Regions from separate parts of the Homo sapiens genome. Here region 2 is linked to region 1. Evidence: read pairs that join two places in POLR2A ChIA-PET (ENCODE). Cell type or tissue: PC-9. All regions are shown on one strand. Links, peaks and the distances in the headings refer to the core of each region. The heading gives the core; the rest is flanking DNA. Region 1 has its middle 170 kb from the start of VCX3A. Region 2 overlaps PUDP (pseudouridine 5'-phosphatase).

What was found. ChIA-PET counts read pairs that join two places held together with the same protein. Peaks named below come from ENCODE experiments on the same cell type or tissue, not always from the same donor. Only the 100,000 strongest peaks of a DNase experiment are listed, where the experiment ranks them.
Region 2: POLR2A ChIA-PET joins it to region 1 with 10 read pairs; 2 of 35 experiments call an interaction of 5 or more read pairs at or near these places.

The regions. Positions count from the first base shown.
Region 1 is chrX:6,704,156-6,712,825 of GRCh38, reverse strand. It overlaps a transcript of PUDP not described here. Among named protein-coding and RNA genes, the nearest start is that of VCX3A, 170 kb to the right of the region's middle. In PC-9, for the core only: no CTCF peak of the experiment used is centred there; DNase peaks (open chromatin) are centred at 3,975 and 4,635; H3K27ac peaks cover 1,300 bases.
Region 2 is chrX:7,106,937-7,115,606 of GRCh38, reverse strand. The region is part of intron 1 of PUDP (pseudouridine 5'-phosphatase); the gene reads left to right. Among named protein-coding and RNA genes, the nearest start is that of STS, 36 kb to the left of the region's middle. RefSeq lists enhancers at 4,576-4,825, 4,836-4,885, 6,156-6,205, 6,356-6,425. In PC-9, for the core only: no CTCF peak of the experiment used is centred there; a DNase peak (open chromatin) is centred at 4,736; H3K27ac peaks cover 2,184 bases.

The DNA.
Region 1 (8,670 bases), core at 331-8,330:
TCCACCCGCCTCAGCCTCCTAAAGTGCTGGGATTACAGGCATGAGCCACTGTGCCCGCCCCTTTTGGTGTTTCTTATGCAGAATTGCAAGGACCCAGGGAAGACTTAGTAGCATGGGGCTTTTGACTTTCTTGAGTTTTGGAGTCCTGATCCTGTGAGGGCTGCTTCCACAGTATATGGCTCCCCAGAATCCCCAAGATGAACATGGTGAAGGTGCAGGACCCTTGTTCTTCTAGCCAAAATCATTGAACCGCTTCATCTTACTGCCTGTTGCCTAGAGAGATGAGGAGCTCCTTATCATTGCCCGACTTTAAGCTCTCATGATTTGTATATTCCAAAGCACTGTTTCCAAAATTCCCACTAGAATTTGGCTCATAGGCTGGGCGTGGTGGCTCATGCCTGCAATCCCAGCATTTTGGGAGACTGAGGCGGGCAGATCACTTGAGGTCCGGAGTTGGAGACATTCTGGCCAACATGGCAAAAACCCGTCTCTACTACAAATACAAAAATTAGCCAGGCATGGTGGCACATGCCTGTAATTCCAGCTGCTCCAGAGGCTGAGGCTAGAGAATTGCTTGAACCTCGCAGGCAGAGGTTGCAGTGAGCTGACATTACGCCACTGCACTACAGCCTGGGCGACAGAGTGAGATTCTGTCACACACACACACAAAATAAATAAATAGATAAATATTAAAATAAAATAAAATGTGGCTCCTTGAGGGCATTGCATCCTTTGGTTCCCTAGCCCTGCACCAATAGGTGGCATGCAGTTATTTTGTGGATGTGGAGAGCAGTTTAGAGATGAGTCAACTCCAGCCAGAGAGCCCGAGTATGCTGACTCCAGGAAAGAAACATTGAATGCTGCACATGCTGTAGATTGACAGTCTGAGGATGCGACTATAGGTGATCAAATGTAAAAGCAGAATATTGGCTGTGCCTGAGGCACCCAGGCCCTGTGAGCTGGACACAGTGGAGAAGCAGTGCTTCCTGGCTTTGAGAGCACAGCAGGGAAGGTCCCATAAGCTGCGGTGAATTGGACACAATGAAGGCTTTGTGCAGCCCCACGTGGACCAGAATTTACTAAGGAGACAAAGCCTAAATCTCTTCCTTAGCTAATGTTGTGCTCAGAGAACACTACCCCAAAACGAAGGCCTCAGAAGAAGCCTCGGAAGGAAAAGTTTCTTCCTCACCTTCTCCTGCCCTCCTGTCTGTCAGTCCCATTCTCCCTCCAGGCCTCATAAAAACTAGAATTTCTCCTCCCCAAGGTGGTTCATAGAAACCAGAGCCCCTTTTGCCCCAAAGCCAGACATAAAACCTAAAATAGGACTCTAACTTACCCTCCATCACCTCTCAGTGTCAAAACTGGCCGTAAAGAAATCCTCTGATCTACCTGGTTTGACTGTAGATCCTAAGACCCGCATTCCAGAGAGGGTCTCGCAGCACACCCGGAAGGAAGGAGCGCTGCTCAGAGAGAGAAGCAAGAAGAATCTACACAGACAGGCCTGGCGGGGTTTCCACCCTCAGTCCATTTGCTTTAGATCAGGCCCTTTTCCTCCGATGCTATTTCTACATGGATTTTGTTCATACCTGCTTGAACCTAAGCATAACAATGCACAGTTTCCCTCGTATCTTTGGGTCTTCAGTCTGAAGGCTCCCATGTCACATAAAAATGTTATAAAATAAATGTTTGCGCCATTTCTCCTATTAATCTGCCTCTTGTCAGTGATTTTCAGTGAAACTTCAGAGGGGGAAGGGGATGTTTTCTCTTGTCCCTGACATTCTCAGTGATATTTCCTTCCAGTTGGGACATTTCCACAAAACGGAATTTACATACGTGATCAGTGCAGCTCCACACTTTTCCCCCCTTTCTCCATGGAACCCAGTCTTCAATTGATGAGCTGTGTACTTTGAAGAGATTTACAACAATGAGGCTTTGGGTGTGTCACAACCTCCAGCTATGGAGGAAAACTGGGACGTACACAGTGTTTCTTATTGGCTTCGGAGGAAATTGGATAATCAAAAATAATTATAAATGAAACAAACACACAGAAAAACCCCAGACCTTTGGCACACAGTTATGTGCTCCTACTGTTTGGTCGAGTGAGCAGAAGGTGATTTTATTCTGCGAAATCCAGCGTCAGCAGCTCCTGCACTATTTGGAATGGCACGTCTGACATCCACCACAATGAACAGATGGTGTTAATAGTTCATTTAGTTGCATTTAATAATAATGACACTGCCAAAGTGTTGCTCCTTGAACATTTGACGCCAACCATTTCTGCTGGGTCTAGACTGATGGGAACAGGCGGCTGACTTAGGGGATGTGAGTCCTGAGAGGTCACAGCAATGCAGTCCATGAAGAGTGAGTGAGGCTTGCTTTCAAGACTCACCTCTATTTAACTCTGGGAATGGAGTGGAAGGGTGGCGAGGTCTTCAACTTAGCTACAGTTTTATAGTTTACACTGCATTGCCAAGCAGTGGTTTAATGCATGGGTCAAAGTCAACTGCCCTGTTTCGAGGTGTTACCTGCTTCCAGCTGCAGCTGAGTCTGTCTTGAATTGGTCAGATGATATGGACGATTATATCATTAGTGTGGACTGAAGATTGGGAGTGATTAGAACATTTTGTGCTTAGAGTGTGCTAGGCTCCCAAATTCAGCTTTCATTTGTTTGTTTTTGTTTGTTTGTTTTGTTGTTGTTGTTTTTGGACAGGTTCTTGCTCTATCGCCCAGGCTGGAGTGCAGTGGCACTATCTCGGCTCACTGCAGCCTCCACCTCCCGGGTTCAAGTGATTGTCCTGCTTCAACCTTGTGAGTAGCTGAGATTACAGGTGCCCACCACCACGCCCGGCTAATTTTTGCATTTTTAGTAGAGATAGGGTTTCACTATGTTGGCCAGGCTGGTCTCGAACTCCTGACTTCAAGTGATCCACTTGCCTTGGCCTCCCAAAGTGCTGGGATCACAGGTGTGAGCCACCACACCTGGCCCAAATTTAGTTTTTAAAACGTCCAGTTTCTCTGGTTGTGCCTTAGGTTTGAGAAAATAAGGAAACTTTACAAATAAAATGTATCTAAGTCCCTGACTTAAAAGCGAATTGTCCAACAGATGATGGAAATACATCACCCTATAGTCTGAGCATAAAATTACATCATTTTAAGAACATCAGTCAGAAATACTCAATTCCACTCAAGCAACTTTTGTCGAATGTCCAAGGAAGGAGGGGGCTGAGACTTCTCACCAATGTCACTTTGAATTCAGAGACTGTCAATGACTCTCGTACTAAACCCAGTGATAAACGCTTCGGGTGATGGAGGCACCATTGTTGAGTGAGGGATTCCTTTTGTCTGGGAGATCAAGAAAGATTTTCCAAAGCAGATGGACTAAAAGCTGGACTTTAACGGATAAGTGGACTTGAAGATAGAAGGGGAGTGGAGTGGAAGGACATTTGGGACTGGAGGATGGGTATAAGGGCCTGAGAGTGTGTGATTTATCAAGAGAATCATGAATTAAACAGAAGTGTGATCAGAGCACAGGGCACAATAACACCACGTGTTGGGAGGTAAGATTAAACAGCAAGTGAGAGACCAGACCCTGGAAGATCCTGTGTGCTATGCTAAATACCTTGGGTTTTATTTCACAGGCAATGCAATCTCAATGGGGATTTGAAGTGGGGGGAGTGACATTTCCTAATCTAAATCTTCTAAGAGGATGATTCTAGCAGCTTTACCGTAAAGCCTTGGAGTGATGTGCTCTTTTTCAGATCTTCCAATTCCCTGAGCCATGCTCATCTGTTCAGTGTTTTCAGAGAACAAACTCTACATGCACTGTCTTGCTTAGAAGTGTGTTCAATATATATACCTGTGAGCACAGGTGGCTTCATCTAGGGTAGCTCTTGCCTTGAGGTCTCTGCTGTGTTTAAAACTGAGTAGATTAGTCACTACCACTAATTGCAGCACAGTTTAGAGGGTGTGGCAGGAAGACAGCATTAGGCTGGTCATACCTTTAGACGTTTAAGGGACAGTTCTTCTCGGAGAAACGAGGATTTCTGGGACCTCAGCCAGAGCTTGTTCCTTGATGCTATTCATCCTCAGAGGGTTGTCTTGGGACCTTGGTCATGGAGATCCTGGCAATAAATGGACCATGATGAAAACAACGGCAGCCAAAGAAACCGATACATTATTTATTTGCAAAGGTCATTTTCATTTGATGAAATGATAAAGAACCAGGAGAAGGAGTTACATTTTCTGTCATTGCTAAATAATCTAGTTGATGTGAGCGGTATTAGCATACAGGCTAATGTCAAAATGCAGCTAATTTTGTATGCAGTACATTTTCCCAGAGGCCCCAAGGATTCCACAGATACAATCTCATTAATCTCCTCAGCATTTCTTTGGAGCTACCTGACAGCCATGGGCCATGGTTTATAGATTAAGGAAGCAAAAGGGAGACACCAAGTGTCCTACCTCGGGCTGCAGAGGCTTTTTCTACCCTGGCAGAGAGACAAGTCTTATTTTGGAAAATTCTCTCAACACAGCCCTTCTCACACTGCTTGGGGCATCCTTGCTTCCCAAATGCTACCAGAGGCTGTTGGCATTTCAGAAGAATTCTTTCTATGAGGGTGACAAAAAGATGACTCCCCCATTCAGGAATGTGGAAACAGACAGGCTATTCTTTCTTTAGGGCATCTCTCCTTGGTTGGTCCTTGTTTTGAGTTACTAAAAGTATTTTAAGAATTCAACTTGTTTTTTGAGGGGGTTAGGGTGGGAAGTGCATTTTCTGGGTAATCCAGCCAGGATTGCAGGAAATCCCACCCAAGTTTCTTGCTTTAAAGGAGCTTCGTCGAAAATTAACAGTGACATTGTGAAACAGGGCTCAACCGTGGAAAATAATATGGATTATGATGATAGGTGCTTCTCCACAGTTGCTACAAGGTTATAAAAGAAAGTGCCAACTTCATAGGCTGCCATTAAATTGTGTTTCCAACCATGTTTCTTGTTACTCTGTTGCAATCCATCCTGTGCTCTAAAGCAGGGATGCCCAAGCCCCAGCCACTGACGGGTCTGTGGCCTGTTAGGAACCGGGCTGCACAGCAGGAGATGAGTGGCGGGCTAGTGAGGGAAGTTTCCTGTGCATTTACAGCCGCTCCCCATCACTCACATTACCACCTGACCTCTGTCTCCTGTCAGATCAGTGATGCCATTAGAGTCTCATAGGAGTGCGAACCCTGTTGTGAACTGCACATCCAAGGGATCTAGGTTGTGTGCTCCTTATGAGAATCTAATGCCTGATGATCTGTCACTTTCTCCCATCACCCCCAGATGGGACCGTCTATTTGCAGGAAAGCAAGCTTAGGGCTCCCACTGGTTATACATGATGATAAGTTGTATTTCATTATATATTACAATGTAATAATAATATAAATAAAGTGTACAATAAATATAATGCACTTGAATCATCCTGAAATCATGCCCCTGTATCCCCACTGCAGTCCATGGAAAAATTGTCTTCCACAAAACCAGTCTCTGGTGGCATAAAGGTTGGGAACTACTGCTGTAGAAGGATGCACCCAGCCACAGGTCTGAGTGTGGTGCACTGCTTGGAATCCTCTAGTAGAATTTTTTACTAGTGAAGGACCCTCTAGTAGGATTTCTTCCTCTTTGCATGGGAGAAAAAATTTCCTCTACTTTCTTGGGTTGTGTGGATGAGCTTGCAACACAAACTGGCAAAAGACAAATTAACAGGAGAAAATCATAGATATTTTACTTGATGCTAAGCTTTATGTTACATTGTTGGTTGGTGGTGTTGGGGGGTGCTTCACAAAGAAAAGATCCCTCCTCATCCCCCAAGAAGCACCTAGACTTGAACGCTTTTATACCATTCAAAGAATGATACACTTGTAGACAAGTGACACAACAAAGGACAAGGGTTTTTGGACTTTTTAGGGGCTGTAAATGGTGGGAAGGTGAATATAAAGGGGATGCTGATGGTTGATGAGGGTCATTTGGTAAGGTGTGTTTATTAGATTCTTTTTGGTGCCATCTTGCCCCTGGTCGGGAAGAAGGGAAGCAAGGCAAAATTTGTTTTGCTTTTAGGCAGCTGGCAAAGGGCAGAGAGCCTCATTGTGTGTCTGCCTTTTCTCAAAATAATCCTTACATCACAGTGGCATATTTTGGGTGTCGTATTCTGATCTTCTCCACCTTCACGGCACCTCACTTTTCTTTTGTGTATTGAATTCCACCCATCCTTTAAGAAATTATCATATATGATGACTGATGTCTACTCTGGTAATCTTTTAGAAGTTGTGGTAAAATATACATAACATAAAATTTATCATTTTAACCTATTTATTTACTTATTTTAGGGACTGGATCTCTCTCTATCACCCAGACTGGAGTGCAGTGGCACAATCGTGGCTCACTGCAGTCTTGAACTCCTGGCCTCAAGAGATCTTCCTGCCTCAGCCTCCTGAATGGTTGCGACTACAGGTGAGAGCCTGGCTCATTTAACCTTTTAAAAGTGCATGGTTCAGTGGCATTAAGTACATTCCCCTTGTGCAATTGGTACTCCCATTCACTTCCAGAGCTTTTTTCTTTTCCCCAAAGTGAAACTCCATAACTATTCAGCAATAACTCCTCATCACTCCTTTCCCACTTCCCCAGCCCTTGGTAACCACGAATCTACTTTTTGTTTCTATGAACTTGACTATCCTGGGTACCACATGGAAGTGGAATCATACAATATTTGTCCTTTTGTGTCTGGCTTGTTTAACTTGGCATGATGCTTAGTTCACATGGTGTGATGTCCTCTAGGTTCATCCATGTTGTAGTATGTATCAGAATTTCATTCCCCTTTTAAGGCTGTATTATATTCCATTGTGTACATACACCACATTTTGTTTATTATTTAAGTAATCTGAATTTGTTTGTTTGTTTTGTTTTAAACTTTCTATGCTGATATTGTATTCCTCTGACAATTAAAATAATGGAATTGCAGAAGACACTCATCCTGTTTTGCCAATATTTCATGTGTGAATATACGGTTAACCTTGAAATAGTAATTGGTGCTTTCTAACTGAATGTTTATTAATTTCTTTTGCAGAGGCACAATTCTATTTAAGTGAATTTAAGGAAATAACAGAACAAGCCAAAGTCCTTTGTGATGGTTAATTTTAGGTGTCGACTGAATTAAGAGACACCTACATGGCTGGTTAAGCATTGTTTTCGGGTGTGTCTGTGAGGGTGTTTCCAGAGGAGATTGGCATAGGAGTTGGTGGACTGAGTGGTGGAAATTCTCCCTCAGTGTGGGTGGCCACTGTCCAGTTGGCTGCGGCCCTGAATGGAAAACAGTGAGAAGACAGGTGAATTCTTCTCACTTCCAGAGCTGGCACACCCTTGTGATTCTGCCTTTGGACCTCAGAACTCCAGGTTCTCCAGCTTTTTAACCCCAGGACTTGCATTAATGCCCCACCGGTCTCTCAGGCCTTCAGTCTGGGACTGAGAATTACACCATTAGCTTGCTTTGCTCTGAGGCTTTCAGACTTGAACTGAGCCACACTGTAGGTTCCTGTGGGTCTACAGGTTGGAAAAGGCCTCTCATGAGACTTGTCAGCCTCCTTCATCATGTGAACCCATTCCCATAATAAATCCCCTTCTACATCTCTACCTCTGCCTATCTATTTATCTGTCTATCTATCTATCTATCTATCTATCTATCTATCTATCTCATGTATCTATGTAGCTATCTTGTCTATTTCATCTATGTATCTCATCTCTCTCATGTATCTAATCTATCTTATCTATTTCATCTATCATTTATCTGTCTCATCTACCTTGTCAATCTACCTATCTCATCTCTCTATATATATCTCTCTATCTCCTCTATCTATCCTATCTATCATCTATCTAACTACATACGTACCTACCTATCTTATCTATCTATCTGTCTATCTCATCTGTCTTATCTATCTCATCTATCTCTATTTCATCTATCATCTATCTAATTTATCTAATCCATTTTATCAATCTACCTATCTCATCTATCTATCCTATCTAGTCTATTTCATCTATGTACCTCATCTCTCATATCTCTGTCTCGATCTCATCTATTTCAGCTATCTCATCTCTCTATCCCTATCTATCTCATCTCTCTATTTAATGTGTCTAATCTATTTATGTACTGATCTAATCTGTCTACTTATCTATCTCATTTATCTATCTCTCTAATCTATCTAATCTATTTCATCTATGTACCTCATCTCTCATATATCTATCTTTCTCTCATCTACTTCATCTATCTATCACATCTGTTTATCTCTAGCCATCTCATCTATCTATTTAATGTATCTTATCTATCTTTGTTTTTTTGTTTGTTTGTTTTAGACGGAGTCTCGCTTTGTCGCCCAGTCTGGAGTGCTGTGGTGCGATCTTGGCTCACTGTAAGCTCTGCCTCCCGGGTTCACTCCATTCTCCTACCTCAGCCTCCCGAGTAGCTGGGACTACAGGCACCCGCCACCACGCCCGACTAATTTTTTGTATTTTTAGTAGAGACGGGGTTTCACCGTGTTAGCCAGGATGATCTCAATCTCCTGACCTTGTGATCCACCCGCCTTGGCCTCCCAAAGTGCTGGGATTACAGGCATGAGCCACTGCACCTGTCGTATGTATGTATGTATG
Region 2 (8,670 bases), core at 170-8,169, 400 kb before region 1:
GTCTGAACTAGCCATTTCAGAAGGCTGAAACCTTTCTGCTGTGAAGGGCTGGATTTCCTAGCTTATGTAGTTCAAAGCTCAGTTTTTAGGATTGCTGTGCTACTTACTGACCGAAAGTTGGTTTTTGGAAATTGACCCTTATTTTCCAATATCTTTCATAAAGCTGGAAATGCTTTCACTAGAAGAAAAGGAGGATCTTATGTTAGAACATATATATATAGCGATGTAAAAGTTTCAGTAGTTACTCTCAAAAGAAGGTCACCAAGGACAACTGTGATTTCATATGTAATGATTCCAGCCTAGAAAATGTTTTTTTCTTGATTTCCATTTAAGAGAGTTGAGCCAATTAACTAATCCTTGCATATGGTATGTTCCATTAAGTTGTCAGTGTTTTTATTCCAAGATGCATGTTTCTTTAAAAGAGCTAGCTTATTAGGGCATGTCTTCATAAGCACTTTACCCTGGCCATGTCCGTGAGAATGCTGTGCATAACTTTCATTGAATTCTACATCTCATTTGATGCAGGCCTAATTAACTATTATTAACTGAGAACTCCAATTTATTGGAATCATTTGCTGCAGTTAACTTGAGAAAGAATGGGGCATGTTTAAGGGTCCTTATTTTTAAATCTCTCTTTCATTACAAACACATTAACATAAGTCTGATTTGGGGGTGACAGAAGGAAATAGGAAAATAAATGTAACTAAACCATAATGGGGTACAATATAAAGGAAAGTAAGTACTGGGATGAATATCATCATAGATTGTTTATTCTTTAATTTGTACTAATTTGTACATTTGTATATGTACAATTAAGCACTTCTTAGTTAAGATTGATATATTTTTAAAATCACAACTTTATAGAGCACAAGTCTTACATGAAAACATAATGCCAGGTCAGTGGCCCTCCACTTGAGCACACATTCAAATCACTGAGAGGGCTCTGTAAAACACACATTGCTAGGTCCCACCCCAGCTTCTGATTCTGTAGATCTGGGGTAGGGCCTGCTGTGTGGTTTGAACGTTTGTTCTCTCTGAAACTCATGTTGAAACTTAATCCCCAATGTGGCAGTATTGAGAGGTGTGGGGTCTCTAAGAGGTGTTGGGTCATGAAGGCTCTGCCCTCATGAATGGACCCTTTCGTTCATGGATTAATAGATTAGTGAGTTGTTGGATGAATGCGTTATCAAAGGAGTGGGACTGCTGGCTTTGTAAGAAGAGGAGGAGGCTGGGCACTGTGGCTCACACCTGTAATCCCAGGACTTTGGGAGGCCGAGGCAGGTGGATCATGAGGTCAGGAGTTTGGGACCAGCCTGGCCAACATAGTGAAACCCCATCTCTACTAAACCCCATCTCTACAAAAAATTAGCCAGGCATGGTGGTGTGCACTTGTAATCCCAGCTACTCGGGAGGCTGAGGCAGGAGAATTGCATGAACCTGGGATGCAGAGGTTTCAGTGAGCTGAGATCACGCCTTTGCACTCCAGCCCTGGCTACAGTGCGAGACTCCGTCTCAAAGAGAGAAAAAAGAAAAAAAGAAAAAGAGAGAGAGAGAGAGAGACCTGAGCTAGCATACTCAGCCCCCTCAAGATGTGATGCTCTGTGCTGCCTCGGGACTCCATGGAGTCCCCACCAGCAAGAAGGCCCTCCCAAAATGTGTCCCCTCGACGTTGGACTTCTCAGTCCCCATAACTGTAAGAAATGAATGTCTTCATACATTACCACGTTTTAGGCATTCTGTTAATAAGCAGCAGAAAATGGAATAAGACAGAGTCCAAGAATATGTAGTTGGACAGCATCTCACTTCATACTGATGCTGCTGGTCCGGGGACCTCATTTCGAGAATCAAGGTGTTTAGGAAACAAGCAGTAGAATATCTTAGATGAACAATACTAGTGGTGTACATTTTAAATAAATTGAACAATTACTGATTAGCTACTATGTACTGTCAAAATGGTTCAGAAAAATGACACCACCACTTCTATCAAAATGTACTGGATGTTGGGTTTTTTAATTAAAGCAACTTCACTTTAAAATGTGGTTTTACACACATTCAAAACACTGCTGACCCTCTTTCCTCAGCTGCCATTAAGGTGCTTAGCCCTTCCGAGGAAGCTAAGGCCTTGTGAAGCTGTCACTCATTGGGTGACTAGCACCCTGCCCGGTGGCACCAGCCCCGCACTCGCCCACACCATGGCCTCCATCTTTGTTTGAGCTCACTTGCATCTACTCGGCCCTCATTCTACAGTGCAGTGTGGTGACCATCACATAAGACCGTCGCCCTCATTAAAGCAGCTAGTGTAAATGGTGAAACTTTTGGGCCTGACCTGTTTGCAAGGGCCTGGCCAGTGTCAACATCGGGAGCCTTTTTGGTAGCATGGGGGCTGGTGGACCTGTACCTACAGGCAGTTCTGCCCCTGTACCATTTCCCCAGCCAGAGTCAACATTGGGAACCTCCTCTGCAGCAGCATGGGGGCTGCTGGACCTGTACCTGTAGGCAGTCCTGCCCCTCCACTGCTGCCCCAGCTGAGCAGAAGGAAGTGCAAGCAAGGAAAGAAGCATCTGAGGGATCTACTTAGGACACGGGCTTTAATCTTTTTGAAGAAACCTCTTTTGTAACATGATCAGTGAAAAGCTGAACTCTTGGCTGGGCACCGTGGCTCACACCTGTAATCCCAGCACTTTGGGAGTCCATAGTGGGAGGATCACTCCAGGCCAGGAGTTCAAGACTAGCCTGGGCAACATAGGGAGACCGTGTCTCTACAAAAAAAATTAAAAATCAGCCTGGTGTGGTGGCGCACACCTGTAGCCCCAGCTACTTGGGAGGCTGAGGCGGGAGGATCACTTGAGCCCGGGGGGTCAGGGCTGCAGTGGGATGTGATCACCCTACTATACTCAGGTGAGACCTTGTCTCAAAAAGAAAAGCTGAACTCTTAAAACGTGCACACACACAGTCAGCTAACATCTTCATAACTGTCAGATTGTGACAATTTGATTCTAACTCAAGATCAGCCTTTCTTGTAGTTTATTTTGTGTCTTTAAGGAACTAGCCTATCTAACACAAAACACTGGCTTTAAGTTTTTTCTCTTTTTTGTAATTGGGAATAAAAATTATGCTCAAGATACATCAAGATTAGTTTTGGAGAAAAAAAGCATTAAGTAGATTCAGTTGTGCAAGATGCACAAAGTGTAACTTCATAAGTAAGCGGTCACAAACTCGGGTTCATAATCCGTTACCCAAAATCTATGGAGCCAGATGTATTTAAATATAGGTTATTTTTAAAAGGTATTAGAATTCATATGTTCCATGACACAGAACGTTCTCAGGCAGCACCCGTAATCAAATCCATTAGTATTTCTATAGGGAAGTGCTTGAAGAGTCGCACTAAGTATGATAAATGTGGACCATTAAAACCACCTCATGCTAGCCCAGTACAGATTTTGCAGTGTTTTCAGAAGCTTTTGGGTTATGGAATTGGGAACAGAGGCTGTGTTTGTTCCTCTGCAGCCCCGGCAATTAAGAAGTGTTTGTGAAGCTGGTTTAATGTGCCTAGCAGGTGTGATGTATTGGTGAATTCCAAATAATTGATAGTTTTGTTTGCTTTTTTTTTTTTTTAAGCAAAATATTTGGTAGGAGGCACTTTAGTTTCTCAAGTTCAATAGCTGTTTGCTCTTACTGGAGCGTTGCTGTTAAGGGAGACAGCAGATCTTGTCAATTCCCTATAACTCACGGTTAACAAAAGCATTCCCTAATGATTCCATATGTTGATGCTCAGAGGTAATTCTGGGCCAAGCGCTCAGAGCACAACACAGATTATTTCACTCCATGGACGCAACCGCCTAGAAGGTGTGTGGCATGACTACATCATTAGGATCCCATTTTAGAGGTGTGCAAGCCAAGGTCCAGCAGGCTTATAAGACCTGCAGTATGAATAGGATCCTCATTTTATAGGTGCTTTACCCAAGGCTGCTAGCTTCCAGAGTTTCCGGCTAGAAAGCTGCAGAGTTGGGGTTTCCCGAAAGACCACCAGGCTTTAGAGGACCTGGCTTCACTGCCTGGGCTGCCTGCCACCTCCCACACCTAAAGCATCTCCCCCCGCCCCACCCCACCCCCAGCTTTAAGGCCACCCCCGCTCTGCAGGTCAGCGGCTATTAAATACATTTCTCCAATAAACATCGTATGTTAGACAGGCTAAGAAACTTGTCCCAGGGCGTGCAGCTGAGCTGGGAGTTTTCTGCAGGTCTCTTGGGTCCCCAAAGCCCTAGGTCTTGTATGAACATGAGGGTAGGAGCAAAATCAGGCCTTCCCATGTGTATTAATGTTACTCTGTTCTCACACTGCTATAAAGAACTTCCCTGAGACTGGGTATTCTGTAGAGGAAAGAGGTTTAATTGACCCACAGTTCCACATGGCTGGGGAGGCCTCGGGAAACTTACAGTCATGGCAGAAGGGGATGGCAAGGCAGCAGGAGAAAGGGGCAAAGGAGGCACTTGCAAACACTTATAAAACCTTCAGATCTCACTATCACGAGAACAGCATGGGGGAAACCACCCCAACGATCCAATCACCTCCCTCCCTCCACACTTGGGGATTACAGTTCGAGATTGTCAGGCCTCTGAGCCCAAGCTAAGCCATCATATCCCCTGTGACCTGCACGTATACATCCAGATGGCCTGAAGCAACTGAAAAACCACAAAGTGAAAATAGCCACTTCCTGCCTTAATGGATGACACTCCACCATTGTGATTTGTTCCTGCCCCACCCTAACTGATTGACCTTGTGACACTCCTTCTCCTGGACAATGAGTCTCAGAAGCTCCCCCACTGAGCACCTTGTGACCCCCACCCCTGCCCGCAAGAGAACAACCCCCTTTAACTGTAATTTTCCACTACCTACCCAAATCCTATAAAACTGCCGCACCCCTATCTCCCTTTGCTGACTCCTTTTTCGGACTCAGTCTGCCTGTACCCAGGTGATTAAAAAGCTTTATTGCTCACACAAAGCCTGTTTGGTGGTCTCTTCACAGGGCTGCATGTAACAGATGAGATTTAGGTGGGGACACAGCCAAACCGTATCACCATATGTGCTTCTTAATGACAGTTGGCTCAAGGTGTTTTCCCCGTAAATAACGCAACTCACAGTTATAAAATTGAAGATAGGTCCCCATTTGCATGGTAAGCAGGTACAGCTCCCTGAGAGAGCAGTTGGGGAGAAACCCTCGCTTTTTATATCTTTGTTGGGTAAAACATCAACCACTGTGCCTCAGGGGCGGACTTAGTGAGCATTTAAGATACATTTTCAGTTATAAAATGTTACTTGATTTGCAGCAATTACCCAGTCTCCGCCTTAGACAGAAACTTAGAGGCCATCGGCCTAGACTTCCTCCAGGCACAGGGCTTCCATAACAGTTGAATTAATTTAAGCCTTAATGCCTCCCATAAGCCCCCGGGAACTCAGGCTGCCTCTGAGGATGAAAACACCCGCCAGTCTTTGGGCCCCAGCCTGGGGCACCCTGTAGCTTCTTCAGAGCTTCCACCTCCCTGCCAGGCTCTCCCCCTCCCCATGCTGCCCTTGCAGCTACTACAGAAGCTGCTCTCAACATGCCACACAGATTCCAGCTGGGAGGAGGGGAGTGGTCACAGTCACAAGGGATATTTTCTAATTCTCCTAAGGAGGGTAGTAGTGTATGTGGCCCTAGCATGTTAAAAACAATATGACCTTTCCTGGTAAAAAGGACCCTGAAGCAATGTTAAAGCTGCAAGCTTGTTAGTAAGCAGGGAAGAATATCCATCTGATGGCCCTAGTGCAAGTGTTTTATGCTCCTTTATTTTATTTCAGCATTTTTCCTTTCACAACGCTGTCCCTTTAAGTGTGCCATCATCAACAGCTGTAGTTATCATTTGATCTGAGGAGTTTAATTACTTGTTTAGATCCTTTCTTATTCCACGGATTTAGGATTATTTTATCTAAATGGTGAGGAAAAGTGTCTGTCTGCACAGTCCCCTACAGATTTATAATCCCACAGTTCTGTGTCTTTTAAATTAAAAGCTCCATGACATTTTAAGCTTTAAATAAACACTGTTGGAAGCATTTTTAGAGGATACAGCTGTTTTCCTGCCTTTGTCCACACTCCTTTCTTCCTGTTCGCACACTCGCCTTAGTCAGAGTTCCACGGAGCACCTCCATCGTCCTGCCTGCCCTCTGTTCTGTTCCTTCACTCGGCTTTTCAAACCCGACAGTGGTGTCTCACTTGTTCGATGCCTGCAGTTTCCTTTTGTCAATCTTCCTCTCTCAACTACTAGAACAAACACTCAAGGAAGTAAAATGTGCCGCCTCACTGCCAATCCGTCCATCTCCTTGCCCTGAGAGCCTTGGCTCTTTCTCCCCCTCACAGAGAAGAAGAAAATAAAAGGAGCGCTCATGCCTGGGTAACCCTCCCTTAGAGGAGGCTTTTCACCACTCAGCTGTTGAGGAGGAGGGTGGGCCAGCCCTTCCTTCTGTTCTGCAGCTTCTGTAGGGAGACCGAGTGCAGGATGGAATCCAGGAAGCCTTGAGTTACTCAGGTTGTTACTTGAACTTCGACTTCTACAAACCAGCCCAGACTTTTCTAAGAGTCCTGTCTTTTGTACTCTCCTAAAGGGCTTTGAGCCCTCCATTCAGGGATTGGGCCTTCACAGTCTGCAGTATCCAGAACGGTGGAGGTTCTGAGGTTTGTTTGGTGTGTTTTACAGCAAACTTAATAAAATACAGCTTGTGGCCAGGCGCAGAGGCTCATGCCTTAATCCCAACACTGGGAGACCGAGGCTGGAGAATCACTTGAGGCCACCAGTTTGAGACCAGCCTGGGCCACAGGGCAAGGCATCCCATGTCTACAAACAAAAAAATAAATGAAAAAAATACAGCTTGTGGTAGAAAAGCAAGGAGAAAAATATTATAGTGCTGAAAATGAAATGGCACCTGCAGATGCAGCTGTGGGTGGATTTGCCAAGAAAAGCAGAGAAAGAACAGAGGAGGGCTCTTCTTGTTGCTGTTAGCAGTCAAAACCAGAGTATCCATCAGGAGGTGGAGAAGCCAGGGGTCTTCTGCAGGGAAGAGGGCCACAGAGGGGGTCAGTGCACAGGGGGAGGAAGGAAGATGGGGAGTGCAGGGCAGGGGCCACCCAAAAGCCCAAGGAAGAGCCCAGTCCACAATAACCAGCCTCTCCTGGTCTCCAGTGTCCACAGGGTGGACTGGGCCCAGCCTCAGCCCCATCCCAGGAGGAAGAGCCAGAGAGTTCCCCAGGCAAGTGCAGTGAGCCCTGGGACCAGGAGAGAAGCGTGCACAGAGGCAAAGTCCACACCGTGGCAGCCAAAGCAGTCAGTGAGCCCAGTCCTCTGAGTATAAGGCGGCAAGAGCCCTAGCCGATGCTGCAGGTGCAGTCAAGAGATGCAGTTTGGATGCTGCTGAAGGAACATGATACAGGGCCACACGGAAAACTTTTTCTCAAGACAGCAGCACTCTGCCCTTGGTTCATTCAGGAATTTTGCATATAGGTGGTGGATATGATTGACTGCCCAGGCCTTGTGTCTACACAGATGACCATTCACCTTCTGTGAGAAAGATGCAGGAGACAAAGCACAGGTGGCCCTACCATTGCAGCGGCTCACAAGAGACCTTCCCGGCCTCCTCCATGTGTGACACAGCGAATCCTGCCGTGTGGTGCAGGCAGCTCTCTGCATGCCTATCTGGGAGGAGCAGATATTTTGGAGTTAAAACCTGCCCTAACTCTCTTTTTTTTGAAGACATAATTTCGCTCTTGTTGCCCAGGCTGGAGTGCAGTGGCACGATCTTGGCTCACTGCAACCTCCGCCTCTTGGGTTCAAGTGATTCTCCTGCCCCAGCCTCCTGAGTAGCTGGGATTACAGTCACATGCCACCATGCCCAGCTAGTTTTTTGTATTTTTAATACAGACGGGGTTTTGCCATGTTGCCCAGGCTGGTCTTGAACTACTGAGCTCGGGCAGTCCTCCTGCCTTGACCTCCCAAAGTGCTGGGATTATAGGCGTGAGCCACCGCGCCCGCCCCATAACTCTCCTTTAGTCGCAGTTCATACCTTGCCAACTTTCAAAACACATCGAGGCAATTACAGACAAGCATGCATACCTATGTGCATGTAAGCATGTGAACATACATAGGAGTATGAAGACTTACATGCCTCTTGGATACACATAGCCTTCTCTGTGCGTACACGTTACTTCCCTCAGTGTGTCCTGGGTCTCCCAGATACTATCTTACAGGGAAAAAAACTAGTATTTAGGGATGATTATTGTATTTGTTTATGTCATTGTGGGACAGTTAAAGGCCATTGAGATCGCCTGCTCTTTTCAGGACTTCTTGTTGGGTCCAGCTGTACAGATTCAAGGTAGACTACGTCCTGCTAATGCTGCTCCACACCCTGTGGGAAGGTTTCAGTGCTAAATCTAGAACAGGTGGTCAGTCTCCTAACTGAATTTGAATCCAGATTTTTGTCAGATGCATCCGTGTGTCTTCTTCTTAAATCAGTTGTGAACAGGGCTATTTCCAGCCTCTCGGGTTCAGGGACTGCCTCTGTGCCACCGCAGACTGGAAGACAAGGACTCTGCCCAGGCCTTGGGATAGCCTTCTGCCTTCACTGGGGCCTTGGGGGGATTGT